2 separate regions of the Homo sapiens genome follow, and region 1 is linked to region 2. A link is a loop called in an ENCODE intact Hi-C map of the cell type or tissue named here. Cell type or tissue: ascending aorta. All regions are shown on one strand. Each heading gives the region's core, and the rest is flanking DNA. Links, peaks and the distances in the headings are about the cores only.

Region 1 (16,279 bases), core at 4,863-12,862, 130 kb after region 2:
AATGAATCCAGAAATTACAAGAAAAGTAAACACTTCCCAATTCATTCTGTGAGACCTGTATTACTTTAATGTCAAAGACATTCAAGACATTCTCAAGACAAAGACATCACAAGAAATGAAAACTGCAGATCAATATCTCTTACAAATGTGAACACAGAAATCCTCAACAAAACACTGGCATACCAAATTCAGCAACATATGAGAATTATACATCATGACTAAATGGGATTTTACCTCATGACTGCAAGTTTGCTTTAATATTCAAAAACCAATTAGTGTAACATACCCTACTAATAGAATACAAAACAAAAACCACTTGATCATCCCAATAGATCTAGGAAAAGCATTTGATAAAAGTCAATGCCCTTTAAAAAAAAAATTACTCAACAAACTAGAGTTAAAAGGGAAATTCCTCAGCCTGATAAAAGGCATCTACAAAAAATACACAGCTAACATGATACTTAATGGTAAAATACTGGATGCTTTCCCCCTAGGCAAAGGGGCAATACAAGAATATCCACTCTCACCACTTATTCAACATTGGACTAGAGGTTCTAGCCAGGGCAATTAGGTAAGAAACAGAAACAAAAGGTGTCTAGATTAGAAAGGAAGAGGTAAAATTATATTTATTCTCAGATAACATGACCTTGTATATAGAAAATCCTAAGGAATCCACCAAAAAACTATTACAGCTAATAAATGAGTTTAGTAGAGCTGCAGGTTATAAGGTCATTAGATAAAACTTAATTATATTTTGATACACTTAAACAATGAACAATCTAAAAATGAGATTAGGAACACAATTCCATTTACAATAGCATCAAAAAGAGTAAAGTACTTAGAAATAAGTTTAACAAAAGAAGTACAGTACAATGAAAACAAATCATTGCTGAAACAAATATGATAGAAATTAATAGAAAAACATCCCATGTTCATGGATTGGAGGACTTCTTATTGTTAAGATGGAAACACTCTCCCAAATTGATCTACAGATTCAACCCAACCCCTCTTAGAATCCCAGCTGACTTCTTTGTAGAAATTGACAAATGAGTCTAAAATTAATGTAGAATTGCAAGATATTCAGAAAAAACAAAACAATCTTAGAAGAAAATAGTAGTTGATTTTAAAACTAATTACAAAACAATGGTAATCAAGAGAGTGTTGTACTAGAATAAAGACAGACATATAAATCAGTGGAATAGAATTGGTAGAGAACCTGTCATAAACCTGACATTTTTGGTCAACTAATTTTCAACAAGGGTGCCAAGAATATCCAATGAGAACAGTAGAGTCTTTCCAAAAAATGATTCTGGATCAACTGAGTATCTACATTCAAATGAAGTTGGACACTTACCTCATACAATGTACAAAATTTAACTTAGAATAGATCAAAAACTTAAATGTTAAAGCTAAAACAATAAAACTTTCAAAGCAAATGGGCAAATCTTTATAACCTCAGATTTGGCAGTGAATCCTTAAATATGATACCAAAAGCCCAAGCAACAAAAGACAAAATAGATAAATTGGACCATATCAAAATTTAAATCTTCTGCGCTTCAAAGAACACTGCCAAGAAAGTGAAAAGACATCCCACAGAATGGGAGAAAATATTTGCAAATCACATATCTGATAAAAAAACTTTTATCTAGACTGTATAAGGAATGTTTACAACTTGGCAGTAAAAGACAGCTCATAAAAACGGGCAAGTGATCTGAATAGATACTTCTCCGAATAAGATATATAACAAATACGTGGCCGATAAGTACAAGAAAATCCAGTTAATATCATCAGTCATCAGGGAAATGCATATCAAAACCACAATGGGAATAATACCATTTCACATCCTTAGGATGGCCATAATAAAAAAGACAGATAATAACAAATGTTGACAAAGATGTAGAGAAATTGGCCTAAGCTTTATTATTTCCTTTCTTCTGGCCAGGATGGTCTTGATCTCTTGATGTCGTGATCTACCCGCTTTGGCCCCCCAAAGTGCTGAGATTACAGATGTGAGCCACTGCACCTGGCCCACCAACTGTTGAATGAATAAACAATCCATTAAATGGAATATTATTCAGCCCTGATACATGCCGTAGCATGGAGGAGCCTTGAAAACATTATGCTAAGTCAAAAATCACATTATATGATACTATTTATATGAAATTTCCAGAATAGGCAAACCTATAGAGACAGAAAGGAGATTAGAGGTTGCTTAGGGAGAGGGGGAATACAGGTATAGGAGTAGTAGTATTAAAAAGGTTTGGAATTTATTTTTGAGGTGATGAAATGTTCAAAAATTGGTGCCGGTTGCAAATATCTGAATATAAACACAAGTTTTATACTTTAAATGGGTGAATTGTATGGTATGTTAATTATATTTCAACAAAGCTGTTTTTAAAAATCAGTTAAAACAATAGGTTTGTGAGGGAACGGGAGATCAAGTGATGGGCATGGGGTTGGCTTGCAGTTTTATATAGAGTGGTCTGAAGATAGTTAAGTAAAGCCTTGAAGGAGGTGAGGAAGTTAGCCGTGCGGACATCTTGGAGAAGAACATTTTCTAGGCCATCTTGGAGAAGAACATTTTCTAGGCAAGGTAATGGCTGGTTCAGAGATCCTAAAGTCAGGAACACTGAGACTACATGTGCAGAGGACTGCCAGGAGGCCCATGCAGCTAGAGAGACTCAAAGGAAAGGAGTGGCAGGATATGAGGTTATGGAGGTAATGGAGCTCTGGATCTCTTAAGTCCTCGTAAGATAGTATAAGATTGCTGACTTTTCATATACACCCAATATAAGAGGTCTGGCTGGGGTGATGCATTTTTGAGTCTTCAACCTATAGCTGGTATTTATTTTATTTTATTTTATTTCATTTTATTTTAAAGCCCTGACAGTAGAGGTAATCACCAGATGAGTGAGAATAGAGACAAGGACAAGGGCCAAGCCCAGAGCTTTCCAAAATTAAGAGGTCAGGGAAAATAATAAGCAAAGGAGAGAGAGGGAAATATCAGTGATGGAGAAGAGAAAAGAAGAGAAGGTGGTATCCTAGAAGCCCAATGAAGGAGGCATTCAAGGCAGAGGGTGTGGCTCTAGTGGTCAGAAGCTACAGGAACAGCCTGGTGCAATAAGGACCCACAATTGGCCTTCACAGCATGGGGGTACTGGATGACCCCTTGAAGAGCAGTTTTCCATGAGTGGCAGGGCAGAAACCTAGTTGTAGTGAGTTTAAGACAGAATGAGGCTGGGCACAGTGGCTCACACCTGTAATCCCAGCATTTTGGGAGGCCAAGGTGGGCGGATTGCTTGAGCCCAGCCTGGGCAACATGGTGAAACCCCAACTTTACAAAAAAAAAAATACAAAAAATTAGCCAGGCATGGTGATCCCCACCTGTAGTCCTAGTTACTCAGGAGGCTGAGGTGGGAGGATTGCTTGAGCCCAGGAGGTGGAGGTTGCAGTGAGCCGAGATCATCCCACTGCACTCCAGCCTGGTGACAGAGTGAGACCCTGTCTCAATAAATACATAAATAAATAAATAAAGACAGAATGGAAAGAGAGAAACTGGAGACAGCCTAGGCAACCCTTCTGTGGAATTTTTGCTACAGAAGGAATGAAGAACTAAGGCAGTAACTGATGTGAGGGAAGTTAGGTTAGGAGCCACCTTTTTCTTTTCTAAGTTAAAAGAATTTGTTTGTATAGTGATGGAATGGCCCATTAGAGAGGGAGAAATGATGGTGTTGAGCTGGACAAGGAGGGTGGGGCTATGCCATGGGTGGAGGAACTGACCAGATGGGAGCATCAAATGGTTCACCTGTGGCCAGAAGGCAGAGCATGTAGTTGCAGCTGTTGGTAGGTGGAGAGATGCCACCGGGGCTTTGGGGAGGTCAGTGCTGTTGCTGGTATTTCTGATTGTTCACTGAAAAAAAAAAAATCTCAATTTTGTTTCTTTATCTGAGAAAACTAAGAATCTGAAACATCTCCCCCTTCCAACCAGAATAAAGTTTTTTGGCAGATATTTTCTCTTTTTAAGTCATTTTTTCTTCTTAGATTATTCTCATAAAAGGCCAGAAAGCTATCTAATGCTGTCGGGTCAACTGCTGTCCTGAAAGTGCTATCCTTGTTGTGAAAAGCAGTTTCATTGGAGAGATAAAACACATATTCCATCCTTTCCTTCATGGTATTTAGGAGTCTAAAGTAAAATCTTTTCTCTATTACAGACTCTAGCCACTTTGCTGTTATTGGTTGTAGTTTGTTTCTACTCACTGTATCTGCAGTTTCTGCTTAGGGAGTCCCAGCCCTAATGGAGGCTTTGCCCAATACATTTCTAAGGAAAATCTCACTGGGTTTAAATAAGCCTAAAAAGGGGGCTAAGCACCAGTTAAGTAGGTGAAGATGCAAGATGACATTTATTGAGATTCAATTTGCTTATTCCACAGGAGGGAGGAGGGTGGAATTGTTGAGAAATACACAATATTTTTTATGAAACATTGTGAATTTAAAATATATTTATATTAATATTGTCTGTAGGTCCTTTCCAGTCTCAGAAAAAGAACTTATTCCACAAAATTGTCAGCAAATATAAGCACAAAAAGGAGAAGCCCAATGTTCCGGAAAAAGGTATTGGTGCCCTCCATCCTCCATGAAGGGTTCTTGGTCACCTCCATTGTGATTCATCTTTGAGTAATGCTCCCATGCACTGCCTTTGCCTTGTCCTCCCCTCTGCTTGCTTCAGTGCCATCAGCTCCTGACGCGGGTGTTCTCATTCTTTCCGGACTCTGCAGCTAATGCAAATCTCCTTCACTTGGATTGCTGTTCAAATCCATATTTGTCTCTATTTTCAGAGCCCCATATGAATCCTAAAATTGCCTCTTCTCATCTGTATTTGGTGCGTTTTGCAATTCAGTCTTCTTGACCACTTATCCATTTATTTTCTTTGACTATTCTTGGTTTTCACATGTTTGGCAGCCCTTCATACCATGACCACATTTTCCTACTTCATGAAATCTTACAGTTTCGTGTTCATGTGAAAGTGCCCCCGTTTCTGTACTTCCTCTGACACTTGGGGATTCTTGCGGACCTTTTTCTCCACTCTTAAGTTGTAACCTGTGTCTCTTCTTCCACCCCCCCTCGTTTGCCAGGCTCTTGTTCCGACCTCTTTCAGTCACATGCCTGTTACTTGAAAGGGCAGTAGAGACTGATTGTACTCTGTCCCCTCTTTACTCGGAACGTCTGTCTCATTGGTATGATCTTGATGGGCCTTTAAACCTCTTCAGGGCTCATCTTAAGATCTCTTTCTTCCCATAGTGCAGGACTCCTATTCTTATTTCACATAAAAGATAAATCTTCCCATCTGGCTCAGTGCAGCCAAGTATTCTGTAGGTCGGGTTTTCTTTAGCATCTCCCTGCATGTTAGTGTCGTGACTACCATAAACCAACTCATCCGGTGCCCATTTGCATCCTACTTGCATGGCCAGATGTGAAGCATTCCGTGTTTCTTGAATGAGGCTTTAAACGCAGCTGTCTCCTGTGTGTAGACATGTGTGCCTGTATGTTCCTGTATGTAACCTTTTACTTACTTTGGGCCTTCTTTTCACTTCCACTTCAGCTTCTTAGTTTTGTTTTGTATATTGATATTATTTTTTCTTCTGCTTACAGTAAAGAAACATTATTCATTAGGTGAAAACATCAGCTTTTTTCATTCCGTTTTACTGATCTTCAGATTACTTTGATTAAAGTTACAGAAATAATCCAACACTATATTTCATAAAAGACAAAAATTTTATTTTTAATCCATTTTCTGTACAGCCTCATTATTTTAGTTGGCAAATACCATTTTAAGAATTAAGTAATTGACATAAAATTCAGCTTTATTTGTGTGATGTTTCAAAAGTTAGTTTGTATATCATCTTGTTTTTGTAGTATGGGGAATCTACTAAGAGTAGAGTTTCACTTTTCTTTCCTTTTCTGTCATTGTTTTTAGGAAGTGGGGATAAATGGTCAAACAAGCAACTCTTCTTGGATGCCATTCACCCTACAGAAGGTAAGACAAGCAATGTTATTTAATTTGAGACAATCGGAGCTGGAAATGACATAAGTTGTATAGGTTTTTAAAAGGTATAATTTATATAGGTTTAAACAACAGCACTAGACTTATGTGTTCATAATTAGGTTATTTTTAATTTTCACATCAAAGCTGCTATTTGGGGGACTCCTGCCAAGGGTCAGGCAATGTGTCATGTGGTGTTTAATCTGTTAAAGGGCGATTTGTAACCTTTGAATCGCATTAATCAGAGATTGGAGTTTTTCATAGCTAAATGTATTCAGCATTGCAGTTCATGTTGCAGGCAGATGCTTATGCCCAGTGGGAGCTGGAATAACAACCTGGTTGGCTGGGCATGGGCAGGCCTGCAGGAGTAACTTCTGACCTGGGTGTTTTCCTAGCCCATTAAAATAAACACCCCAGCAAGGCACAGTGGCTCACGCCTGTAATCCTAGTACCTCGGGAGGCCAAGGCGGGCAGATCATGAGGTCAGGAGTTCGAGACTAGCCTAACCAACATGGTGAAACCCCGTCTGTACTAAAAATACAAAAATTAGTTGGCTGTGATAGCGCATGCCTGTAATCCCAGCTACTCAGGAGGCTGAGGCAGGAGAGTTGCTTGAACCCGGGAGGCGGAAGTTTCAGTGAGCCAAGATCGTACCACTGCACTCCAGCCTGGGCAACAACAACAAAAAAGAATAGAACACCCTGAGGCTTATGGGTAGCCCAAGAAAAATCCAATATTAACTAGTCATGTTATAGGTCCTAGGTGCAGATTTGATTTTGAAATTTCTCACGGCCATATTTATTTGTGACTTTATATTATTACTGTTAAGCATTGAGCCCTTAGGTGAAGCCTAATTTCTTCAATGGTTAAGAGGCCACCTCTCCCTTCTTCCTGTTGATTCTCTTTTTTTCATTGCAGATATTTTAAAAGAGCTGACATTTTTGTAGGGCTTAATTAGGAGTCACTTCATTTGAAAACTAGAAGGGATTTTAGAGATGATTTGTTTCAACTCCTTTGATTCACTTATATCCAGAAATGGGAACTTCATGACCTAGTCCACATCTTTTGACTCTCAAATATGCTATCATTCCTTTACTGAAAATGAGAAAAAAAATGCACAATTGACGTAAGTCACTTATCAGAAATATTCATGTTTTTAAGATAGCTAGCAAAAATGGTCAAGTTTGAGTTCATGTTAAACATAAGTATTTTTGATTTAGTAGGCATCATTTACATGAGCCACATCAGCTTCCGTGTCATTTTACTTTTACAGAAAACGCCAGCACTACATCTATTATCTCACTTGTTGATTCACATTCACAGCCTCTATGGAATATTCTGCTTCAGTGCTGGCAAAACAAAATATGAATTCTGCTGTTCACAGCATTAAATCCTAACATCCTCAAATTGATACATTAGCTCTTGTATATTTTAAAAATATATTCCATATAGTTTTTTTAATGTAAGGCACTGATGAACTAGCAGAAGAGTTTGAAGGACATTTAGGACCACTTTACTCTTTACTTAAAATGTTTACTCTTTACTTAAAATGATACTGTTCTAAGTACTTTGTTCTGTTTTTTTAAACACTGAAAACCCTACAGAGGTACCAGAGCAAGTGCAGTGTGGTAGAAAGAGCACTTACCTGGGAGTTAGGAAATCTGGGTTCTAGTCTCAGACCTGCCACTAATCAGCATTTTTCAGTATGACAAATTGTTTAACCTCACTAGGATTACTCTCCACATTGGTATTAAGTACATATATAATTTGTGTGTTTAGAGATTGGGTGAATGATGAGATGTAGTAGTACACAGACTGTAAATTCTGTTTCCCCTCTAACACTTGATAATGATTTTATTGCTCTGATATCTTGAGTAAGTATTGTGTTACTAGAAGTACTATATTCTGTAGCCCTAATTTTCTGCTTTTGGGGGCAGAAAAGTAAATCACTTTTGAGTCTTACAGGCAGTCCCAGGCTTTAGCAGAAATATAGTTATAATTGGTGATATTTAATTATATTTATTATTAATGTATATGAAACAACTTTTGGAGAATATGCACTGAAAAATGCATGTCCATTGTTTAGTGTAGAGTACAAACTCATTTTATGTGGCCAGGAAAAACAGGAATCAATTTGAGCATCAGAAATTACTAGTAATTTAAAGTAACCATTTTTGGTTTTTCATTTTCTTACTATCTCCAACATTTACTTGTTTGTGTAGTGACTATGTGCTTTGTGAGTTTTCTAGGCCTTTAATCCTCTCTCTCGTCTATGACTATATCACTGCTTATTGAAACTTCACCTTGGAGAGGGTATAAATATATGACAGAAAATATAGCAATAATATAGAATAATTTAAACATGTCTAAAATTAAAATCCTGCTCAAATGTTAGACAGGCATTGTTTGTAGCTGATGTCTTTAATAGAAATATTGAGTCAACTGATGCTATATAACTGTTCAGCTATTCTGATTTCTTCTAAAGTAGATGACTTCAAGTTCACTGTGTTTTCTTTATACTGCCCTGTGTACAGGCACCTTGCAATCTTTCTTTTTTTTCAAAATATCAGAAATATTTAGATGCTTAGTAATATGTTTAAATGCTAAGTTTATAATGTGTCTTAAACCCTGGGCTTTTACAATTCAAAATTGTTAAACCACTTTTTGAAATTTCGGTATATATGTATTAAAAAAAATTGTCCACAGGCTAGAATTAAAGGTAGGATTTTCAAATAAACCAAGAACACTACCTCCTACCTCTGCCACTGTGTTTATCTTTCCACCTAGTTATGGTGCCATATGCTCATGCTTTAAGCTAGAAGTTTCTAATTGCAATAATAATGATGATGATAACTAATACTTACTACCACTTTATAGTTTACAGGGGGCTTTCATATATATGTATATATTTTTTTCAATTTCATCTTAACAGCATTCCCAGTGAATTAAGGAGGGTTTATCAGCCCCGAATACATGGTAAGGAATTATGGCCTGAGCAACACAAGCAGATAGGGAAGAAACCATATCTCCATTTAAGTACATCAGCTACTACATTTTCCGTTTTTCATATTTGTAGACTTTTAACCCTCATTTGGTTCAAATATTGAAAATATAAATGGTATTTCACAACGGGGAAAAAAAAAACCCCAAAACCTAGGACTAGGAATCTCTGTTAAAATTCACTTCTTTGCAGTGTATAAATCTAATTACAGGCAGGAAAATTCTGGTTTATAGTTAGATTTTCACACACGATCCACAGTGCCCAATCTAACTCGATCTCTTTTCTTAAGTTTGAAATAGTTGCTATATAACTTCAGCAAAGTCTCCCAGGATGTTGGATAAGGCTCATTCGTTTCTTTTTCCTGTGTTCTATTCAGCATCTGACTGCTGTTTCAGCTCATGGGAGACCTACCAAAGGCAATTAGATTCCAGATCTGGCTATAATAATTTCAGTGCAAGTTTGAAACCCCAGTTGGAATGTGAATTCATGACTCTGGAGCACTCTAGTGGCCTCATGGGGTACAATACAAGAGCAATGCTGCTTTCCCAAAAAACCTACTCCACATTTTGGGATCAGATTTTGGAAAACAAGACGGTCTCTTATTGCTACATTCCTGATGTGGCTCCAGGAGTGAGCTTGCATCATCACTCTCAGATGATACGCACCAAGTGTGTTATGGTTATTGTTTGGGTGTAAAAACTAGCCCAGTGGATTTGTTCTGAAGTGTTCGGGTAGTTTTGTGTGCTCAATTAAAAGCTGGAAAAGAAATGACTAATTTGTTTTGGAGCCACAAAGCCTTTCTTTTCTTACATTTCCATTAGGTTGCGGGTTGTCGGGAGGAACTAGCTTGCTATCTTTGTACTCAACTTTTGTGCTTGTTTCCCTCTCTGAACTTTTTTCATCTCATGTCCCTCACCACCAAGCTTTTGTCTGCTTTGCCAATGTCGTTGGACTCAGATCTACTGTTTTGTTCCAGAAAATTACTTCTCGGATACAGTCCCATCTGCCTTCCCTAATTCTTCTGTCTTAGGGGAAGGGTCTCCCTGAGGGCTGATCCTGAAGGCTGTCCTCAGTCTAAACCACCAAACAAGACCATACGTTCTGGGGTTAACCCTTGGGTCAGAACATTAGTCTGGACCCTTATCCTCTTTCAAACTCTAGGAAGGTCACATTACATACCTTTTGCAAATGTGCATCATCTGCAGGGCCCATCATTGCATTTTGATGTAATAGTAGGTTTAGAGGAGACCTCTGGTTAATTGGCATTACCTTCTTTTGGGGAACTTATGAGAACCTCCGACGTAGTCTTTTTTTTTTTTTTTTTTTTTTTTTGCCTCTTCCACTTGGTCTGCAGTCTGATTCACTCCTTTACTTTCCTCCAATATACTGACCCTTGGGACTTGGGTATTGCTGGCCTGCTTTGGGCCCTCAGGCTCTTTGCCTGCTGGTTTCTGAGCTTTCCATAGTCACAGTCTGGTTTTAGGCAGAAACTGTACCTCCATTTGCAATCAACCCTTTTGCAGCTGTGCCTTACGCTTCTTACTGTGTTTTTACCAATTCATCTGGAACAAACTAGAAAAGGAACAACTATTAAGTAGAAATGAAACCATTTGAAGGCTCACCAAACAAACAAAAACAGTGCTAGTCACAGGAGTACTGTTTCCCAGCCTATGACTCTGGAGCTGACTGGTGGTTTGTTGTTGTTGTTGCCCCTGGCCAGATCTCTGATGGTAGCCTATGTAGCAAAGTTATTTTAGGGCTAGATGGCTCCTTTAAAGCTAATACAGTCCAACCTCCATCTCTGAATGAAGAAACAGAGGCCCATGGTTGGTTGGACTGCTGTTAGTAAATTTAAAAGTCAGTAGTAGAATTCTGGTCTCTCTGTGACTGTTACTTCCATTACCCCATGGTCTCTGTGTAAAAAGCAAGTCATCTTTCCCAACCGACTTGGCCTTTTTCTGGTATCCATGCCTTTTCATTGACCTCCTTGGTTCTTCTTTCCGCAGTCAGTTCTAATGTAAGATATGATACACCTTTCCATCTTTGGAACCCCACTATATACCCTTATTTCTACATGTTCTGTACTTTCCTGGGAAGGGGAAGTAGAAAAGGGAAGAGGTTAATGTTCTTTCTGGAATGTCCATCCACAATGTGGTGATTCTATTGGAGAGGTAAACAAGACTCCTGTAATCAGAAGGGACAGCTGATGGATCTGGATAAGAAATTCGAAATCTCGAAGCTTATGAATGTGCAATAGATGTTATTTAATGCTCATTGTAAATTCAGATTTTGGGCTTCTTTATACTTAAAGGAGGCTTTGAATTTTAAGGCTAAAATAGAATCATGCATCTTCTTTGGAGTGTTTCTTACCGAATTATTTTTTATTTTGCTGGAAGCTTTTATTGAAGTTTAAACTAAAAAAAAAAAACTTAAAATATGTACCACCACTGGCCTATGTTAAGCTAAATATCAAAGTATAAATATTCTAAGACTAAGTATAATAACTGAGTAAATTAATCCACCATTGAGGTAGATCTATTTGACCTGGGAATAGATCTGCAATCTAAAAGGAGTATGTTTTCTGACCTTTGATTACTTACTTGAAAAGGTGTTTGGGAGCATTGCCAAGTAGTTTTTTAAAACAACTGTTATCTTAAGCCTGTCTGCACACAGCCATCTGTTATGCAATATTGAGGTAAGGCCAAACCACAAATGATGGTGTGATTTCTGCTTTACATACTTTCTTTTGATGTAATTGAAATTATTTCCCACTTGTTTAGGAATGTGAAGCCTGGAATCAGCCTTTCTTTTGAAACATCTTTTAAAGACAAGGTGCCATGATTTCCAGGACAAATAATCTTATTAATTCATAGCCTTCTTTCTTGAGGATGTACCTAAATCCATTAAACACCTAGATTAAACATTTTAAATGAGGGCTGTGCAAGTGTTTATACCAACAAGTTCATTTTTTCACACCCTGAGTTATTCTTGCTCTAGTTTTTTTTTCCTCTTAGTTTAGCTTTTCTTCCAAATATATATATATATATATATATATATAGCTTTATTGCCAATATCTACCTTCAGATATGCCTCCTCTGGATTTAGTTTGCTTAGGGCTTGTTATGTCTGACATTAGTTTTCTGACCCACATTCTCCTTTTCTTTGTCAAAAATAATTTCTATGTCTATCCTAAGAAATTGGATAGTTAAAAATTATGAAAGTGCATCTTTTCCCGGCTTAAAAGCCCTTGGGTCACTGGAATTTCTTTAAAGTCCCAATCATAAAACTCAACTATGGTATACCCCTAAACACTTACTAAACTCATATCTACACATCTTGTCTTACTTTTAAGTTAAGGTCAGGAGGGGGTAAACTGCTAAGAAAATGAGTATGTAAGAAAAGACACAAGCTTCCCCAATCTGTGTAAACCAGGAGAAAAGTCTGTGGTACAGGTGTCTTCCTTGCTCTTGACAGAGTGACTCAGAATATAGGAGTGTGCTATCAAATGATTCATTGGGGTTACAATTAGGATACCTAAAACTAGCCTCTCCACAAGCCAGGATGACATGTGGGACTTCATTAAATTATCTCACTAAGTGTATTCCTTGTTTTAGAATTCAGTGAATGAAAGAGAGTTTCTTTCCTTGGCGTGCTGGCTTCAACAATGTTTGTCCTGTCCTTACTGCACAGTCAATCTACATGAAAGAAAGTCAGGCCTCAATTTCTTTTCTGATCAATTCAACCTGGTGCTTAAAAGCAAATGTCCCAACCATAAATATAAATTTAAGAAGGACATATTTAATTTTAGTGTCCTCTGAAGAAATTTCTTTTACCATCCTCTCTAGGCCAACTGGCCAAAAGGATCTCTCAGATAGGGACCCTGATCACAACTAGGACATAATTTACAAGAGGACATAATTTACTCAGATTTACCTAAATTATCGTCCCCACCAACGTGCAACACCCAGAGACTTAGAAAATGTAAAAAAGAGGGGGTGTCTTAATTCACTGCATTTAATTTATCAAAGCAAATATCAATTGGTAGTAAACAAGTTAGGGGCAACGTTTTATTTCATTTTTTCCATCAGTACTTTGAAAACTCTGAGTGTAAATTCTCCATTCAGACGGGTCAGAAATTTAGACATGTTTCCTTCTAAGAGCAATTTTGGTGCCTTCTGTTTTTGTGCATAACTATGCATGGTATTTCCTATTTCAGCCATATTTTCAGAAGACAGAAACACCATGGAGCCTGTTCATAAGGTTAAAAATATCCCATCCATTTTCAACACTCCAGAGCCAACAACAACGCAAGAACCTTTGGTGGGCAGCCAAAAGAGAAAAGCAAGGAAAACCAAGATTACACACCTTGTCAGGACAGCAGATGGCCGGGTATCACCAGCAGGAGGTACTTTGGGTAAGAAGAGAGAGCTTTAGACCAGAGGTGTCCAATCTTTTAGCTTCCCTGGGCCACACTGGAAGAAGAATTGTCTTGAGCCACAATGAAATACACTAACAATAGCCAATGAGCTAAAAAAAAAAAAAAACAAAAACAAAAAAAACCAGGCCAGGCGCGGTGGCTCACGTCTGTAATCCCAACGCTTTAGGAGGCTGAGGTGGGTGGATCATGAGGTCAGGAGATCGAGACCATCCTGGCTAACACTGTGAAACCCCATCTCTACTAAAAATACAAAAAATTAGCCGGGCCTGGTGGTGGGTGCCTGTAGTCCCAGCTGCTTGGGAGGCTGAGGCAGGAGAATGGCGTGAACCCGAGAGTCGGAGGTTGCAGTGAGCCGAGATCGCGCCACTGCACTCCAGCCTGGGCGACAGAGTGAGACTCTGTCTCAAAAAAAAAAACAACAACAACAAACACAAAAAAATCTCAGAATGTTTTAAGAAAGTTTACGAATTTGTGTTGGGCTGCATTCAAAGCTGTCCCCAGCCACATGCAGCCTGCAGGCCATGGGTTGGACAAGCTTGCTTTAGACAGAGATAACCAGAGCAAGCAGATGACCACCATGTCAGCAAATGACTGTAAGCAACTGTGGTTCCTACTGAAAAATGAGTCTATTCTGCAGCTTTCTACAGACCTCCAAACATGTTTTATTCCATGTTTAAAATCATAGCTAGTTTTCCAAGAGCATATCTGAATTCCTAGAAAAGAAAGGTAGTTTTTAGGACTGTCATCTTCCCTTTATCTTTCTCAATGTGCACAAAAGCAATCTTAATTCCAGGAGATCCTATACTTTTAAAGATACTAGATGAATCAGTATTTGACCATGGTCTGCTGTTCGGGTCACTACAAGCCAGATTACCAGGCATTCAAACCAGTAGATTAAGCTTAAAATGCATCCAACATTCACTTCCTATATAACTGGTTTAGACCATGCAGGGAGCCTGAGAATGCTTCTGGATTTCTTGAGTTATCTGATTTAATTCACCAACTGGTGAATTTCTCCATTTTCAATCATGGCCTGTTGTCTGTTTGCTGTTCCTGGTAGCCTCTTTGGCAGTAGAATGACCGGAGGAGCCCAAGGTAAGGGGTGTGGCCGAAGAGTGATACTGAGACCCCCCGGCCGCAAAATCTTGGAGTGCTATACCAGCTAGGTACTAGTGGCCTTGGCTGTTGCCTTTCTGCCTCTCAGCACCTCCGCAATTTTATTTTATGTGATTTGGGTTAATCTAGGTGTTAATAGAGGGGAACTGTTTGCTTAGTTAGAGGACAGTTTATGAATTTTGTGCACTTCTTTTGTGTGTTTTGAATATTTAGATTGTTAGAAACATAGAGTATATTAAAGGCCCTGATTTTGCCCTGTCATATAAGAGAAAAAATTCAAAGAGGTGGAAGTTTTTGTTTGAGTACATTCAATACAATAGAAGTAGAATGAGGACTAACACCTAGATGTCCTGATGTTTAGCCCAGCAGTCCCCTCCCTCCTTTTCTGTCCAATCTGAGTTCTGTTCTGTGACTTTCATTTTGTAGATTGTTACATCCACATTTGTTTTCACTTGGAGGAGGAGTGAAGAAATATGAGAACAGTCCCATTTACATAGAAAAGTGTCATACCACTTTTGTGTCCTAATAGATAATATTTAAAGCTTTTATCAGTCATTTTCTATATTTACAATTTTTTTAAAACTATGATAAAAATTTCCCTTCTCTATAATGGCTACATAAGAAAGAAAGTATACTCATTTGTAGCAGGCATACTTGCACAGCATTTCATCCACCTCTTTGTAAAGACCAGAGGGCTTTGTCTTCTCTCCAGTAGGTCTTTAGAACAAAATAACAACTTGGGCTCTCATTAGAACTGGTTAATGTGCTGTATAGGCCATCCTAAGTGTTGGTATCACAGCATACCCAATGTCCAAGTTGCCATAGTAGGGCATGCTACAGCTTCATGAGAAATGCTTAGTCAGTTGGGTTTTTAAGGGCTCTTTTACAGCATCTACAGGCCCCTCTACAGAAGTCCCTTGGGTTTTATTTTAGCTGAGGCTCATTTTTCCTTCTCACTCCAAGACTGACCCATTCTTTGACCTCAGATAAAACACAGCTTCTCTTCAGCTCAGCCTCAGGGCACAGTGCTGTCCATAGTTGCAACTAAGCTTAATAAAAGAGCTTTGTTACTGAGGAGAAGAGATTCTGTAAAAGCCTTAATATTCGATGGATAGCAAAAGTGAATGGTAGAGAATGTTAGCTCTTTTCATGTTGACTGGCACAGCGTTTTCTATGTCTCTTCTCTGGAGAGAACAGAGTGATCCTCTCATGATGGATTTCTCTTTTGTTACAGATGACAAACCAAAGGAACAACTGCAGAGGAGTCTCCCTAAAGCAACTGAGACAGACTGCAATGACAAATGCTCACACAACACCGAGGTCGGGGAGACGCGGAGCAGTACTCCAGAAATGCCTGCCGTGTCTGCGTTCTTTAGCCTCGCTGCGCTGGCTGAAGTGGCAGCCATGGAAAATGTGCACAGGTTAGTGGTAGAAGGTGGAAGGAGAAAGCAACATGGAAACCAGATCAACCTCTTTGATGTGATTTGTGACATTTTTTACAGGGCATTGGGGTTCAAACTTGGTTCAAGAGCACTATTGGTTATATGAGGTATTACAAAAGCATATATGCTAATTAGCAGTGCGGGAAAATACCAGGGAATATAGTCAGCCAAGTATTTTATTTTGAATATGTTATCCTGTGGCTAAACTTCATTTCCGTAAAAAGCCTGAGAGCAGGGAAGCA
Region 2 (16,279 bases), core at 5,605-13,604:
AAAAGTCAGTTTCTAGTGAGGTCTGTCTTCCTGGCTTGTACCACCAGAAAGGGCTGCCTTTTTGCTATGTCCTTACATGGCCTTTCCTCTGTGTAGGCAGCGAGCTCTAGTGTCTCTTCCTCTTCTCATAAGTACATCAGTTCTTTGGGATTAGGGCCCCACCCATATGACCTTGCTTAACTTTTATTTCCTCTTTGTAGGCCCTGTCCCATCACATTGGGGACTGGGGCTTCAACATATGAATTTGGAGCGGGACACAATTTCATCTATAACATAGGTTTTTGTTTTTCTTTACCAAAGAATGAAGTAAAAGTGTTTTAAAAAATACTTTCTACGTGATTTAGTCTATAAACAAGATAATCTGGTTCGTTAACAGTCTTCTAAGATTCTAAAAATATCTTTGATACTTTTGAGGAGGGAGACGTTTGAAATTACTGAATTCCTGTTTCTTCCACTTTGAAGTCACCATCCATGAAAATAAGGTTCTTACAAGTGAAGGAATTAAGTCTAAGAACTTGAAAATTCAAGTGATTTATATGATGGAGGAATTACATCATTATAAAAATTGACTTCCATGTGTATTTATTGTTATCTAGGAATACTAGAAATGTATTTGAAAATTAAGTTGAACAAGATAATTACTCTTTTGGGTTATACCTGTTTCTGTTTACTTTATCAAGCCAATTCACATTTTGTAAGGCAATATTCTTTTACTTTGTGAATCAGTTGAGAATGCAAACAAGGAAATGGCATATACTTAAGATTTTTGGTAAACAGAAAAAAAAAAGATTGTGTATTTGAAATAATGCCAACAGAAGTCAGGGAGTCCTAAGTCTGATAGATCTACTTAATTATTGTCCTGTCTCCTTACCTGCCTTCTTTCTTTTTTCCCCTTTTTTCTCTGACATCAGCTTCTAAATTAGGTAATGGATGCTTGAATTTCTCAACCTGCCTTATTTTGTTGTTGTTGTTGTTATTTTGTTTTGTTTTAGGCTTTTAGCAGCCTGTAGCCATGGTTTTTAGTTTCTGTCTCTAGTAAGCAGAAAAGAGGGCTGAGGAAGGGGCTTTACTGGTTCAACCAGAAACAGAAACTAAGAACCCATGACTGAATTCTCTCCCTTGGACACCTAAGTGCAATGTCTGTATAGTACTTCTTTCTATTATATAGTCTTTTATAACCTGCTTAGTTTAATTTGCAGTTCTTTTTCTATTAGGTAAGTCAGTTGATGGGTGCTTGGGATTAGTGCTGAGTAAATAGTGCATTAACTTGTGGGATATTGATATAGGCTCAAATGAACTTTGTTTCTTTTTTGGACGATTTTTGTCTGTGTGTACATATGTGTTTCTGTGTGTTCTACATCACTAGAATAATTTTAGTTTCTAGTGATTTGGCATTTGTCTAAAAAATGTAATCAAAAAAGGAAACAAACCTTTTAGACAAATACTTTTATGTAAAAATAATTTTAAATTCATTTGTAAAATTTACCAGTTTTTCTGTGTACTTATAGACTAAAGGATATGCTATTCAGCAGTGATATAATTTTAATCAGTTTGTCAGTGTAATTGTTTTGTCCACTTTTGATTTCAGTCTTCCCTAAAAGCTATTTATGAAATGACTCAAACTCAAAAACCTTGTATATAAGGAATTTTACCTGTGTATTTCTTCTTAACATTAAGATCAATCTAATGATTGTGAAATTCACTAGTTGAGGACAGTATGAATATATTCAGGCATGGCTTCCTGCATTTAATGCTACTCTGAAAGGTGTTGGATCAATTAAGTATTTTTATATTGAAGTCTGTATTCCCTCTGATCTCTATTATAGAGAAGTGTGTTTTCCTAGGAAAATAAATGGATCTAAGGCGGGGAACTTGCTCATAACATTTCTCCTAGGATCTTCATATATTTTAGTGTAAAATATTCATTTACTGGATATTCTATATAAACACATAAACATATGTATATATGTATACATGTAATTCTTTCATAGAACCTCTTCAAGATGCTACAGGACTTGTTTATGCTAGAAAGTTTACTAGAAAGTCTATTTTGTGCATGTCTGTATTCCCAAAATTTAGAAATAGCATCTGGTACATAGAAGTTGCTCAGTAAACGTGATGAATTCGTATTACAGGAATTCACATTTCATTAACCTATATTCCACTGAACTTGGTGTTGATAAGCATCTCCTGGTCTACATGGAAATTTTTCCCAGACTTCGTTCAGGGAGAGGAGTGTTCTTCCAAATTACGGTCTCTTTGTGCCTTCAAGTTTGCCATTAGTTTTATAATCAATAAATATTAGTGGGCTGAGAGCTTAAAATGCAACCACAAAAAATTTCTCTATACCTGTTGGCTCATTTGTAGCTTACATTGAATCAGCAGGTGTTTGTTAAGATTTATTAGTCTTCTAACAAGTGCTTTTCCAACACTTCATCAGCGACCCTGTGAGTGGAGTACATGTGAAGGTTGTGAGATTTAAGGCAGGCACTTTGGTTCATGTTGGGCTTTAAGAGATGCAATGTGATACCTGGCTTCAGTTAATGTGTACCAGAAAGGTTGACTGAAGTCAACATTTAGGTGTTTTGTTCTGGGATGTATTTTTAGGATATTGCTATATTCAAATTGATCTATGAAGCTGATAGACAAGAATATTGTGTTTGTTTTGTATTATCTTGTATAACCTGCTTAATTTGCAGTTGTTCTGTCTCTGCTGTGGCTATATTACTATTCTTATAAAACGGATGAGTTATCTAATTGTTTCAGTGTTCTTAACATTTACCGTAAAGCAATTTATTACCAAGCGTCTCCTTATGACAGAAATGTTCTGTTTTAGAGTATCGAACATTACCATAGGCACTTAGAATGCCCTGGTTTCTGAGAGAGCCAGCCAGATGTGGAGGAACTGGCTTCCAAAGGGGCTTAGCAACCTACTGTTTATGTGGTGAGCACTGTCCTAATAAGTTGTGCCACAATAATTATACTGAAGAATTGCCAAATAAGAGAAAAATTAACACCTATCAAATGTGAGATGTATCCATGTGCAGAGTAGTATATACCCTCCTGTCCATGCAGGTAGCACCTGGATGGACATGAAACTCCGTCCATGCCTTCAATAGAGTTTTTGAATACCACTATGTTTTCAGCATTGTTAGAGTTACCAAATCATTAAATAGGTGTATTATAAAAGTTAATGAAGAAAAATTTGAAGTCAGCAGCTATTGTCAATCCCCTTAAATACCAAACCTCTTTTTATAGCAATCATTTTGTCAGGCCATTTGGAAGGACAGAAGCATACAGATCATCTTTCAATTCATTTGGTGAAGTGAACATTTAAATAAATCATAAAGTTTTCAGGTTTGAAAGTTTAGTTCCTGTTAAAATGCTGGGTGTTGCCTGTCTTTATTATTCACCTAGAGTTTCACTTTTTAGAGAACAAAAGATATATCTTTCTAATAAGGCTATTATATCTTATTGATAGTAGAAGTGTTTCAATCATGTCTCTTTTTATGAGTTTTTCCCTAATCAGCAAAATTATAGATTTTTTTTTTACTGGCTTTCTGCTATAATAGAATATTTTATACATTGGAGTTTATTATGTGCCTCTGAAAAAATATTTTAGAACTTTTACTTTCGAATACTTATAAAGATCTTGATTCTTACCTCTAGATTGTCAGCTCCAAAATGCTCACTATTGATTCCTGATATTAATATGGGTAGGCAGAAACTTAAGCGTTTCCTTATAGGAGACAGATCTAAATGGATCACTTAAAAAATATGTTTTTGTTTTGTTTTGTTTTTGTTTGTTTGTTTGTTTTTGACTGTAGGGTGATCTCTTAGAAACATGGGCTGTGGAGTCAGATAGACTCAAGACTAAACTAACTCAGCTGTTTACCGTAACTGGGATGTGGTAAAGTTACTTAGCTTTATGTGAAATGGGGCAAATACCTGCCATGTAAAGTTGTTAGAGGATTAAAGGTACTAGAGGGTATAATGTCAACCCAGCATATGGCAGGCACTATTAAGGAAATGTGTTCTTAAAATAGGCAGCAAGTAAAAAATGATCTATAACTTTTTTTGCTTCTTAACTGGTCCTTGAAATTTAATTTCATGTTTATTGCTATCTCTATTCACAGCAAGAGAAATGTCCGGCTTCAAACTGTACATTTTTACTATGTTGGGAAAATCTTTATTGAATACAAGATGGACTTGCTTTCCTGACGATTTCATTAGGAAAGAATAAATTAACATTTACTTTTATTGTTGGATTTCTTAAAATATTTTCTGTACAATTCTAAGTGATAGAAGTTTGATTTTATTTTAATTGTACCTCCCCCAATTTTGCAATTTTAGTAAAGCCCAAACGTATGAAAATACTAGGAAATAAGTCATTTGTCATTCAGTGGATTATAGTTATTTAAGAATATTATTGCTACCTGCTATTAGTATTAACAAGATTATCAGCCCAAACTATGTCAATTTTTTAAGCATAAGAACAAATTTATATAGTCTAGATAATTTTCTTCAAAGACTATAATTATTTGAACAAAACAAGGAGATATCGTATGATTCTTAATGAGAATTCACTAAGTATGGGAACTTAAAGTATGATAATTAATTTTTTTTTTTTTTTTTTTTTTTAAGAGATAAGGGCTCATTCTGTTTCCCAAGCTGGAGTGCAGTAGTTTCATCAGAGCTCACTACAGACTTGAACTACTGGGCTCAAGTGATCCTTCTGCCTTAGCCTCCCAATAGCCAGGACTTCAGGCGTGTGCCACCACACCTGGCTAAGTTTCTTTAAATTTATTTTATTTTTTTTTTTTTTGAGACGGAGTCTTGCTCTGTCCCCCAGGCTGGAATGCAGTGACACAATCTCAGCTCACTGCAAGCTCCACCTCCCGGATTCGCGCCATTCTCCTGCCTCAGCCTCCCAAGTAGCTGGGACTACAGGCGCCCACCACCATGCCCGGCTAATTTTTTGTATTTTTAGTGGAGATGGGGTTTCACCGTGTTAGCCAGGATGGTCTCGATCTCCTGACCTCGTGATCCGCCCATCTTGGCCTTCCAAAGTGCTGGGATTACAGGCGTGAGCCACCATGTCCAGCTAAGTGCTATTTTTTAAAAATATTACACACTGATAACTATATAAATATTTAAAAAATTTAAATAGCTCATTCAACCATGATCTTATTCTGTTATTTAATTCATAAACTTGAAAAGAGATGCAAAATTTTCCTTCATTTCAAGTTAGTGGTTTAACATTTCATAATTGGTCCAAGAGAAAAAAATATTTTTTCTCTATCTTCAGAAATGTTCTGTGAAAGTATTTATTTTCTAATAATTTTCATGCACATAAGCATAAAAGCCAGTACAGCTTGGTCTTTGTCCCGTGTATCAATAGCTATTTTGTATTAATTTTGAATATCTCTCAACAATTAATATATCTAAACTTGTTTTCAAGGTATTTTAGTACTATCTATGAAATACTTTGGTTCCTTCTAAAAGCTGCTTCTTATTTAGTGTGTATGTGTTAGGTGTTTGTGGTTCTTTTATAGCAATTTTCCCTTTTCCTTGTTGAGTATGTAAACATCCAAACCATAACCACCATGGATTTTATAGACTTTAATTGTATACTTTTAAAATTATTAATATATATTGAGAAATCTAAACCTTTCCAGACTGCTTGTGAGAGTTTGTGCTCTGGATCGTTATCCCTCTTTAATCTTTCTCCTGCTCTGTTCTGTTTCTTTTTAGAACCTGAACAACGTATAGTGGTCTCACTGGAAAAATGTTTTCTTTAAAGATAAATAATGTATTTTCTATTCCTCTGTATAGCTAACAAATATTTACTAATTATCATGTGCAAGGCAGTGCGTTACACACTGTCAAGATCAGGATGTGGTAATATAAGGCAATGTCTAGGCACAAAAGAGGGAGATATACAAATAAACTTCAAGTTCTGAGGAAGACCTTAAACCCCACTTAAGGATATCAGGGAAGACTTCACAAAGAAGAGGAAATAACAGAAGTATGGAAAGGTGAATAGACTACTTGGGCCAGTGGGATGGGATACATGTAAAGTTACGGTGGGAAACTTTGGTGTGAAGGCAGAGATGTAAAGAGGGTCTTGAATGTTAAGGTGAGTTTACTTTTTTTTCCCCTCAAAAGGCATATGGGCCACTGAAAACTTCTGAGCAATGGATATAAATGAGATGGAACAGAAGGAAAAAAAGGTAGACATTGGAAAGACTGGTTTAGGGGGCTTTACTATTATCCTAGGTAAGAAAACATTCATTCTTCTGTAGTGTGTTGACAGTTGTAAAAGGGGCTATTATGAGAGACATTATGAAGGTTATACTCTGGATCTTGAAATATTTTAGATTGAAGTATTCCAAGTTACAGAACTAGTCTTTCCCATTTACGGGGCAAAAGTTAATGGATACTCAGTTTTAAGGATTCCTTCAATGACAATTTTCTAAAACACTTGATTCCTACTACTATTTAGCCTCTGTTTTGTGTGTTTAGTTATCGTAAATTTAGCTTTCACTGTGTTTCTTGAATATGAAGTCTAGGTATCTGTCACCTGAATCAATTTAGAAACTATTAATCTACAGAACTTGACAATAGACTGAACTCATTTTGGGGATGTAGAGGGACAGAGAGGTTAGGAGGCAATGGAGGGTATTTAAAAGAAAGTCAAAGATAGGTTTTTAATTTAAGTGTGGGTGTTCACAAGAGTGCTAATATTGCCATCAGAAGTAAGGAGCTACTAGTATTACTGATTTGTGGGAGGGGGAGGTGAAGTTTGGGATGGATTGGATTTGAACACACAGGATATCCATGGCATTATATTTAGGATGTAGTTATAAATTTGAGATGAGGTTTGGTAGAGATTCAGACTGAACATAGGTTTAATAGAAGAGAGAGGTAAGAGCTGAAACTTTGAAAATTGGTGAAAGATAATATGCCTAAAGTGGAATTGTTGAAAATACCCATTCTTTGTTAAGGGAAGTCTAAAGGAAAGAAATCCAATCAGATCTGTGGTGGGAAAAGCAGAATAGTGCTGTGCAAGATGGGAAGACTTTCAAGATTGACAGTATTGAAAATTTAGGGATATCTAAATGCCTGAAAAAAGTTCCTTGAGTTAGTAATCCAGGGGTGAATAACCTTTGGAGAAAGCAGTTTTATAGAGCAGTCAAAGAAGTAGCCATGTTGTATAATCTTTCCAATATTCCTTCTTTGAGTGCCAAGTTCTTGATTTTCTTTTTAGCTGAAACTGTGTGTTGAGTCACTGTCTTCGTTGAGTAATCCATAATGATTTACAAATCCTCTCCCTCGGAGCATAGAACTCATCTTCTATAAATGTAGTTGTAATATTCTTTAAATATGTTACCTTAGACTATTTTAAATCAAAGCTCATCCAGGTATTAATATCATTTCCTCAAATGCACTGAAGTGATTTTCTTTAAAATGCCATCAGCAAACAAATACTTTCAAATGCCTTACTCATAAGTCTTATATTTATTATAATTGGCATTACAGAGGAATGAATAATAAATTTCCTGTCATTGTCGACTCTTCTTTCACACTTAGTGAAACTTAAAATAAGGCCTACTCTTTTAATAAAGATCCTTTAGAAAGCCCTTTGGAGTATTTGGGCCAACTGCATATGCAGTTCCTAGTCTTAAGAAACAGATACATAGCCACTTTGGTTTTCATCTTCAGAGAATGGTGGTAAAGATAAACAAGACTTGCCCTAGGTAGTAATGATGATTATGATTAAAAACTACAGCTGTTATTTGTCTTTTGTGTGCTAATTTCTTTGTTTGTGTGTGTGTGTGTGTATTTTTCTTCCTTGTCTTCACAGTGAGCCTTAAATGTAGGTGTCATTATTCCCATCTTATACAAGAGAGAACTGAGTCTCAGAACATTTAAATAGCTTGTCTGAGCTTCTTGACTTGTTAAAAACAGACCTGAGATTCAAATCCAGCTCATTCTTGCTTTCAAAGACTATATTCTTTGCATAGTCTGTGCAGTTTTATGATGTATCTGAAATTTGACCTGTAACACCTTTGATGGCAACTACTGACCCCAGTTTGGGAATTCAGTGCCTTATTACTTTCCTCCCCTTTTCTACCAACTTGAAAGAATAGATCACTACTTTCCATTTGTTTAAATAAATATATTGTCAAATGCCGTTATTAAGTCAGGCATTCTTCTTTATATTTAATAGTATTATATATATTTAATCTTCACATCAGTCTGATGAGAGGTAGGCATATTTTCCCCCAACATTTTATTATGAAACTCACATACTCTCCACCTAGATTTGGCCGTTAACATTTTATTATATTTATTTTATTACATATCTGTCATCTTTTCATCTCTCTATTCCTCATCAATTCAACTTAATTTTTGATGCATCTGAACATATAGATATCACTACAGCTCCCTAAATGCTTCAGCATTTATATTATATAATATTTATATTAACTAGAGTTCAATATTTATGTATAATTTTTTGATGTAAGTCTACATTCATTGGTAGCATACATCTTAAAAGTACATTTTCTGAATTTTGATAAATGCATACACCTGTGTAACCCAAATACCTATCAAAATATAACCCATTACTTAGTACTGGTAGGTGCTTCTTTTTCTTCTCATTTTTTAGATGGGGAAACTGAAGAACAGAGAGGTGAAATTATCTGCCCAAGGTTACGCTGCTAATAAGTGGCAAAGCTGGAATTCAAACTCAGGCTGTCTGGCTGCAGGGTTTGTTCTCCTAACCACACCACCACACTGCCTGTAGATTATCCTCACATGTTTGGGTATCCTTTTACATTCATGTGCATGAATGCACTGTTTATTTTTAACGTAAGTGTGTAGATACAGAAGTGGTACCCTGGGTTTAGTGAGACTAGAAATGCTGTTCTAGAAATGCATCAGTTCCTAGCAAGAGGTTTATGGCAGGATAAATTAAGAGGGACGTATAATATGACAGATTCCCTTCGTTGAAGTAGTAGGGTGAATCTCTATGTAATAGCTCTGTCTTAACTGGCATCCTTGATTAATGTTTCCACACATAGCAGTGAAGAGATAGTGAGTTTTCTAATGATGACACTGAGGTTCAGGAAAATCCTCAAGTACCACTTGAGCAATTAACCGTAAATTATGTTCAGTATAGCTTTGTATTAAGCATTTTTGCTCTTTTATAATTAGTAGAAAATTGTTCATCTGTGTGTGATATATATAGTATCACTCATCTAGATATCTCAGACTCTGAAATAATATAATTGACTAATTTGGAATTTATAAGTTAAATTTATAAGGTTTTTAACAAATATATTTGTAATGGAATTATTTGACTTTTCCAAATAAATTGCATAAAGATGTAAGGATTGCAACAGTTTATATTAAAATTTTTTTCTGGTTTGCAATACTTGGGTGGCCTGATGAAAAGAAATTCTTCAACTTTAGTCTCTTTCCTGCATTGTGTTCATACCACTCATATTTTAAAAGTTGACCAGTACTTTTTGTTCACTTCTTAAATGATGAAAAAGAAGCCATCATGTAATTTTTTTAAATCGTAAGTATTGTGCAAAAAGCATTAAAAAAAAAAAAAAAAAAAAAAGCATGTAGCTCACAAAACCTATCCAGTCACTAGAGGGCAGAGCAGTACTGTACTTTAGACCTTATTTGAAAATTTCTGGTTTAAAAATTGCTGAACATGATGGAAAATATATTGATACACAGTTGAATAGAAATTTCTTTGTGTTCTTATTGTCTTATTTTGCTGTAAAATCCAATAACATGCTTATACTTTTATCAAAGGAGCTTTTCTGGCAATTCCATTGAATGTTACTAAAAAGGCATGATTATTTAGAAGAGTTTAAGTGCCCCTCAAAAGAGAATACTCGTGCATACAAAGAGCAATACATTTTATAATTTCTACCCTATGAAGTACCCTGAAATTGGATTGCAGTGTAGACTTTAGGTGAGACATTTGAGAGAACAAGTAGTTTTGAGCACCGGTTCTTTACTAGTGCTTAGCTCTAAGAATTCATTGAAATGCAGAACATCAGTTTATCTTTCCAGTCAGCTGAAATGTGTTGAATCATTAAGACTGAAATTACAAAGTTGTAGAAGCAAATAAACTAATTCTAGCCCTTTTTAAAAATTTTTGTCAAGTGACTGTTCACTTAATTTCATTTCTGTTCTTAATTTTTTTATCATTCTGATATTTTTATGCAGATTTTTTTATGGTATATCTTAAAAATATCCTAGTGAGTAGTGTGAGTAATTCAGTGTCCCATAAGATAGAAAAATTTTATCCTTAATTATGTTTATTTGAATTTTATTTTACAAAACCAGTTTGGATTTCTTTAATATTCTACTAGGGACAATATAGGATACCAGAAAAAGCAGTGGATTTTGGAATCAGAAAATTTGGGGGCCTCGATTATCATTCATTTGCTTGTGTCTTGGGCAAGTCACATTACCTCTCTGACCTTCATTTTCTAAACTGGGAAAAATACTTCCTTATTTATAGCTGGGTTGTTTGGAGGATTGTGTGTGTAGATGTATCTCCAAAGATGAAACCCTGTGAAGATGAATTTTAATAGGTAAAGTTACAAGCTCAGAAAAACCATGGCAATAACTTCAAAATGGTTGACGGTATCACAGATTTAGTAACATGAGAGCACCTATTACATGAGTAAATAGAACCAGAAATGTGGTTTCAAAACCAAAACCCAAGTTCAGATTGCCAGCTTCCTCCCTGTCTGTGATTTCTCTGGCTGCTTAATCTCTCCATTAACTTCTGACTCTTTTGCTCCTCTCAACTCTTTATTTCTGTCCTCTGTTTATTTCCATGTTTCCTCTCTCTGTGTTTCTCCTGACTGTCTCTGGTCTCTGTGTTTTTCTTGTCCCAGGCACCCTCAGGAAGACCCCAAGCCTCTAGCAGTACCTGGTATCATCTCCAGCATGTTATAGATGTGGAGGATTCACTGGGATATTGAGAAATACCAGAGGCGAATTGTTCCACTGTAGTAAGTCATTCAGCATTTGTTAAGTGACTACTGTTCACGCAGCATAGTTGGTGGTCCTTTTGGGGAAGAAGAATTTGTTAGGACACAGGACAGAAGAAATAAATTTGTAAACTCTTGTCAGTGGTTCTTGCAGGCTAGACAAACATGCAAATGAAAAAAACAATGACAAATTAAAAAGCTGACAGATAATCATATAAACGAATTGTGTTTTATGTGTGCTGATGGGGCCTAGGGTTAATGGAGTAGAGAAAGCCAAGTGGTATTAATCAGATTTCCTGCATGAGTTTAAAATTAGGTTTTGAAGTACATTTGGAAGAGAGATGAGGAAAGAGAGAGTGGAAGTGAGTAATTTCTGTGGGGCTTGGCAAGCCTTTTTGCTTCCCTGTGAGTGAATCCCTGACGGTGGCGGGTAATGAAATGAAAGTGCTAAGTTTCAGTCTCCCAACAGCTAACTTTACTTCCAGTCTTAGAGAAATTCCAGTTATGAAAAGAAGTACAGCCAAGTTGAGACTTTCCATAAACATAATTGGTATCCGCTGCCAGTTTAGAATTTTTAGGGTTTAAGTGTAAATTGTGATTATATGAAGTAATAAAGAAGTACTGTGACATAAAATTGATACAGACCATTAGAACATGGTTCAGGGATGCATTCTGAATAACATAAACTGAAATAGTAAGCTGAAATATAACAAGTCTGGGTTTTTTTTTTTTTTTTTTTGCATTAGAAATTTATTTTTGCTGTTGTATTTTTAGACGGTCCTAGCTAGTAGATGCATGCTTTTCACGTTTGGATATCAGAGTTGGATATGGTTTGAATCCCAGCTGTACTAGCTTTTAAACGTTGGGCAATCTACTTCACAATGCTGAATCTCAATTTCCACATGTGTAAACTAACACCGGAAATATTTACCTCAAAGAGTCCTGAGTACGTGCTAGGTACTTGCTACTCGCGGATACTTAAAAATACCTTTAAAATTGTTTGTTAAATAAATATGTTATTTCTGAGAGCTTTTTAAAAGTAAGAATGCTATATATACAAGAATGTTTGTATATACAGAAAATGCTATAGATACAAGAATATTTATTGTGCATGGATATTAATGACCCTTTGTACCTTCTGCTAATAAAACATTAGAAAACTGTGTTTCACAGTAATAACAGGTATAATGTCACAATACTGAATTAAATATTAGAAATGGTGAATTAGACTCTCTGTATGTCCCTATGGTCTGCAAGCTGAATATGTGCCTTTAAACAAAAAATTTTATTAACTTGAGAAATAAGTTTGTGGCTATAGTCAGCACCCTATTATGCTACCTTCTCTACCATTGTCTGTGTTTATAATTCTGCAGTCATATCTTTAGAATCATGATGAATCTAAACTATGATAATTTTTTTTGCTACCCTACACAAAAATATTTATACTATGTAGATAAGGTACAAAGAATAACATTAACACGAATAACTGAGAACCTACCACTAGTTTAAGAATAGAACATTACCAGTTTCTTTGTAGCCCACAGTGTGCCCCACCCAGATTCCATTGCCTCTCTTTACCCCCTCATCACAATCCTTAATGTTGAGTTTATTACTTCTGTGTTTTTCTTGGTCGTTTTTCTCATACTTATGTACCCCCTACATTAAATTTTGCCTGTTTTTAAATTTTATATAAATAATACATACTACATGTTTTCTTCTGCAACAACTATTTTTCCTGCTCAACATCGTATTTGACTCATTCCTGCTTGTCTTTGTAATTCATTTATTGTCATATATGTATAATCTTTTATTGTATGAAAATACCATAGTTTATTTACTTTCTTTTAATGGCTATTTAGCTGTTTTTCTTTCTTTCTCTTTTTTTTCCTTTTTTTTTTTTGAGATGGAGCCTCACGCTCTCGCCCAGGCTGGAGTGCAGTGATGCCATCTCGGCTCACTGCAAGCTCTGCCTCCCGGGTTCACGCCATCCTCCTGCCTCAGTCTCCCAAGTAGTTGGGACTACAGGCACCTGCCACTGTGCCCAGCTAATTTTTTGTATTTTTAGTAGAGACGAGGTTTCACCGTGTTAGCCAGGATGGTCTCGATCTCCTGACCTTGTGATCCACCGGCCTCGGCCTCCCAAAATGCTGGGCTTACAAGTGTGAGCCACTGCGCCTGGCCTCTTTCTTTTTCTTTTTCTTTTCTTTTATTTTTGTCATTGGAAATAAAGCAGCAGAGGAAAAGTTCTTGAGTCCTGTATATGCCCTCTTTATGTACATATTACTTCTTCAGGATATATGTTCAGGAGTTGAATTGTTAGGTGATAGGATATGCCCAACCTGAAATTCCACAAGATAATGCCACGTGGATTTCCATAGAACTTGTTACATTTTATGCTCCCACTAACAGAATGTAAGTATTCTCTCTCTCTGGCTCCTATAGTTCTTTAAAATTACTAGATTTTTGTTTAATATGTTCACCATATCTTTAGGAATGATACTTTGCATGAATGTGACTATATCCGAGCAGAAGTTTAAAAATGGAAAAGATTTTTTAGTTTGCCTGTAAACATCATCTTAACAAAAACCCTGATGACCCTCATTTTTTAAAAGTTAGTTTTACTCTTTGTGGAAGCTGCTTTTATTTTTGTTTCCCAATTGTCACTCATACCTTTTCTCAAACTCATTTAAATCTAGACATCCTGAAATAGCTGGATATGTGTGCTCACTAAATGTTTTGCCTCCAGAAAACCTTATCATAAGAATAAATGTTCTCTTGCAATAAATGAAAACTGTCAGCTGTTTCTGACTTCTAAGAAATACAGTTTTTGCAGAGAATGTACATTTCTTTTCTTTTCCCCCTAATTCTTGTTGAGATAGAGAAAGAGTGACCCACAGAGGACTATTTGCAAGCTGCAGCGCTTTGATCAACCCATCTTTTGTTCTGTATTGCAAAAGTTCCAAAAGCTTGAGTAAATGACTCAGGTCCCCTTTTCTGTCCTTCGCCCTCTTTTGTTTTTGTTAGCCAATGATTCTTTTGGTATCTGATATTTGTACACACTGTTCCAATTTTAATATCAAAAGTTCCTCCTAATCTCGTAATGGGTACTTCGTGTTTTATAATTTTAATTGTCTGATCTCAATATTTTGCGTTTTGTCAAGCTTGCTGCCACTACTACATGTATCTTCTGCAGTTTCCCAGGAAATATACCAGGATCTATCCTATTTCCTGGTACTTATTCAATGGGTATTTATTGAATGTAGAAAGGAAAGATGTAAATACAGTCAGCACTGAAATACCTTTCCCCTGCTGAGCTACAATAATTTCCCTAAAAGCACTAGGCCGAAATCATGAATACCTTAAATAGTTTTGCTAGTAAGTAGCTTTATTAAACCATAGCCAGTCATTTCTTCTTGAGCTTTACTCTACTTTTTTTGAAAAATTAGAGTGGTAGACCAGTGAACTGTAAGATTCCTTTTGACGCCACAATTTTGTATTCTATCTTCTAATTGAAATGAAAAACGCTTTGTCACTGTCTGAGCACCACTACCAGAGTCTGAATCTATCTACCTTACTGAGCTTTAGGCCCATAACTGTGTCACAGCAACCTGCCAGTGATTGTCTCTCATAACCAAGCAAGTGGGGGCATACATTGAACTTCTCTTCCTCTCTTTGTTCTTTAGGGTTGATTTGTTCTAGTATAAAAAATGCCTTTGGCTTCCCGATTTCATTTATCAGGCAACCCAGGCATTGTTCTATGCTAATGTCTGAGTTCTGCCTTCTTGCTCCTTCTTCTCTTCCCTCAACCCGACAGCCATGCCCAGGGCAACTCGTCCTTACCTTTGTTATTTGCTATACAGCATAACCCCATGTCTTTTCTCACACTCTAGTTACCATCTTTGAGTCAGTATTGATTCTTTCTGTTGGGCTTTTCCTTGAAGTCGTTGAGTCTGTCTGTATCTGGTGCTGAAGGCAAGTTGTTTCTTCCTTTCTATTGTGGTTCCTCTGCTTGGGACACCTCAACTCCAGGTGAATGGTGAGTGACAGCCTGACTTCTTTCCTTGCACCTTCATGTAGTCTTTCCATTAACTATTGCAGGGAATTGCTAAACCACTTTCAAGGAGTTATTTGACTCCAGATTCTCACGTGACTAATATTTCCTAAATGTGTTGCTGGTCCTGGATTCATCTTGTGAGTACTTTTGAACTCTGCACCAGAGGCAAAAGATGCCAGAGATCAGGCTACAATGGGAAGGGGAACCAACTTCCTTTTAATTCTCTGTAGACTGTAACTAATCACTCCTGAGGGTCCTGGACAGAGAGCTATGTATTTGTTCTTTAACAAAGGTCAGGTATAGACTCTTCCTCACCTTTATTCAGCGATACAGAATGTGTACATTTCTGTTGTGCTTAGCCAGTGGACACATTACGCTCCTCATGATGTTAATAGATCTGGTTTGTGAACATTCCATTTAAGTCTTGCAACTTTTAGCATAAAATGAGAAGGCAGGAGAAAAATTTTACAACTAAAAAACAAGGAAAAGGGGGGAAACTTCTTTAGTGAAGGATTTATTTTTAATAACACTAACTGAATTCTGAATCAAATTTGGAAGCTTAAAAATTGTGAGTTTTTAATATGTCAAATTATTCATTATTTTTTTTGAGACGGAGTCTCGCTCTATTGGCAGACTGGAGTGCAGTGGCGCGATCTCGGCTCACTGCAACCTCTGCCTCCCGGTCCCGGATTCAAGCAATTCTCCTGCCTCAGCCTCCTGAGTAGCTGGGGCTACAGGTGCGTGCCACCACGCCCAGCTAATTTTTGTATTTTCAGTAGAGACGGGGTTTCACCACGTTGGCCGGGATGGTCTCAATCTCTTGACCTCATGATCCACCCGCCTCGGCCTCCCAAAGTGCTGGGATTACAGGGGCGAGCCACTGCACCCGGCCTAAAATATAAAATTATTTATTATTGAAAGCCTAGCTGTTAACCTCCTACCCCCAGCCTCCATACACATAAAACACTCAAGATTCACTGGGCTATACAGCCATGAGGCACAAGAAGCCAGACTATCTGTGAGAATTCACCCCTCCTAACTAACTGCTTACTTGACAAAACTGTTAAGGAAACGTATTATGCCCAATGTTCTGTTCAGAGAAGCAGTTAATACCACCCTATCTCAAGAAGAACAGATTACTTTTTGTTCCTCAGGAATTCAAGGAGAGAAACATTCTTTTATGCTTATCAGGGAA

What was found. Peaks named below come from ENCODE experiments on the same cell type or tissue, not always from the same donor. Only the 100,000 strongest peaks of a DNase experiment are listed, where the experiment ranks them.
Region 1: it touches region 2 in a loop (4-fold over the local background); 3 of 110 quality-filtered maps call a loop at or near these places.

The regions. Positions count from the first base shown.
Region 1 is chr3:107,785,266-107,801,544 of GRCh38, forward strand. It overlaps BBX (BBX high mobility group box domain containing), which reads left to right. Exons shown (of 18, transcript NM_001142568.3): 14 at 4,522-4,611; 15 at 5,975-6,034; 16 at 13,258-13,455; 17 at 15,830-16,016. Among named protein-coding and RNA genes, the nearest start is that of LINC00635, 85 kb to the right of the region's middle. In ascending aorta, for the core only: a CTCF peak has its summit at 9,557; a DNase peak (open chromatin) is centred at 9,641; H3K27ac peaks cover 3,496 bases.
Region 2 is chr3:107,650,894-107,667,172 of GRCh38, forward strand. All of the region lies in intron 3 of BBX (BBX high mobility group box domain containing), which reads left to right. Among named protein-coding and RNA genes, the nearest start is that of BBX, 140 kb to the left of the region's middle. RefSeq lists a silencer at 16-216. In ascending aorta, for the core only: a CTCF peak has its summit at 9,674 (motif pointing right); a DNase peak (open chromatin) is centred at 11,428; H3K4me3 peaks cover 1,292 bases; H3K27ac peaks cover 3,417 bases.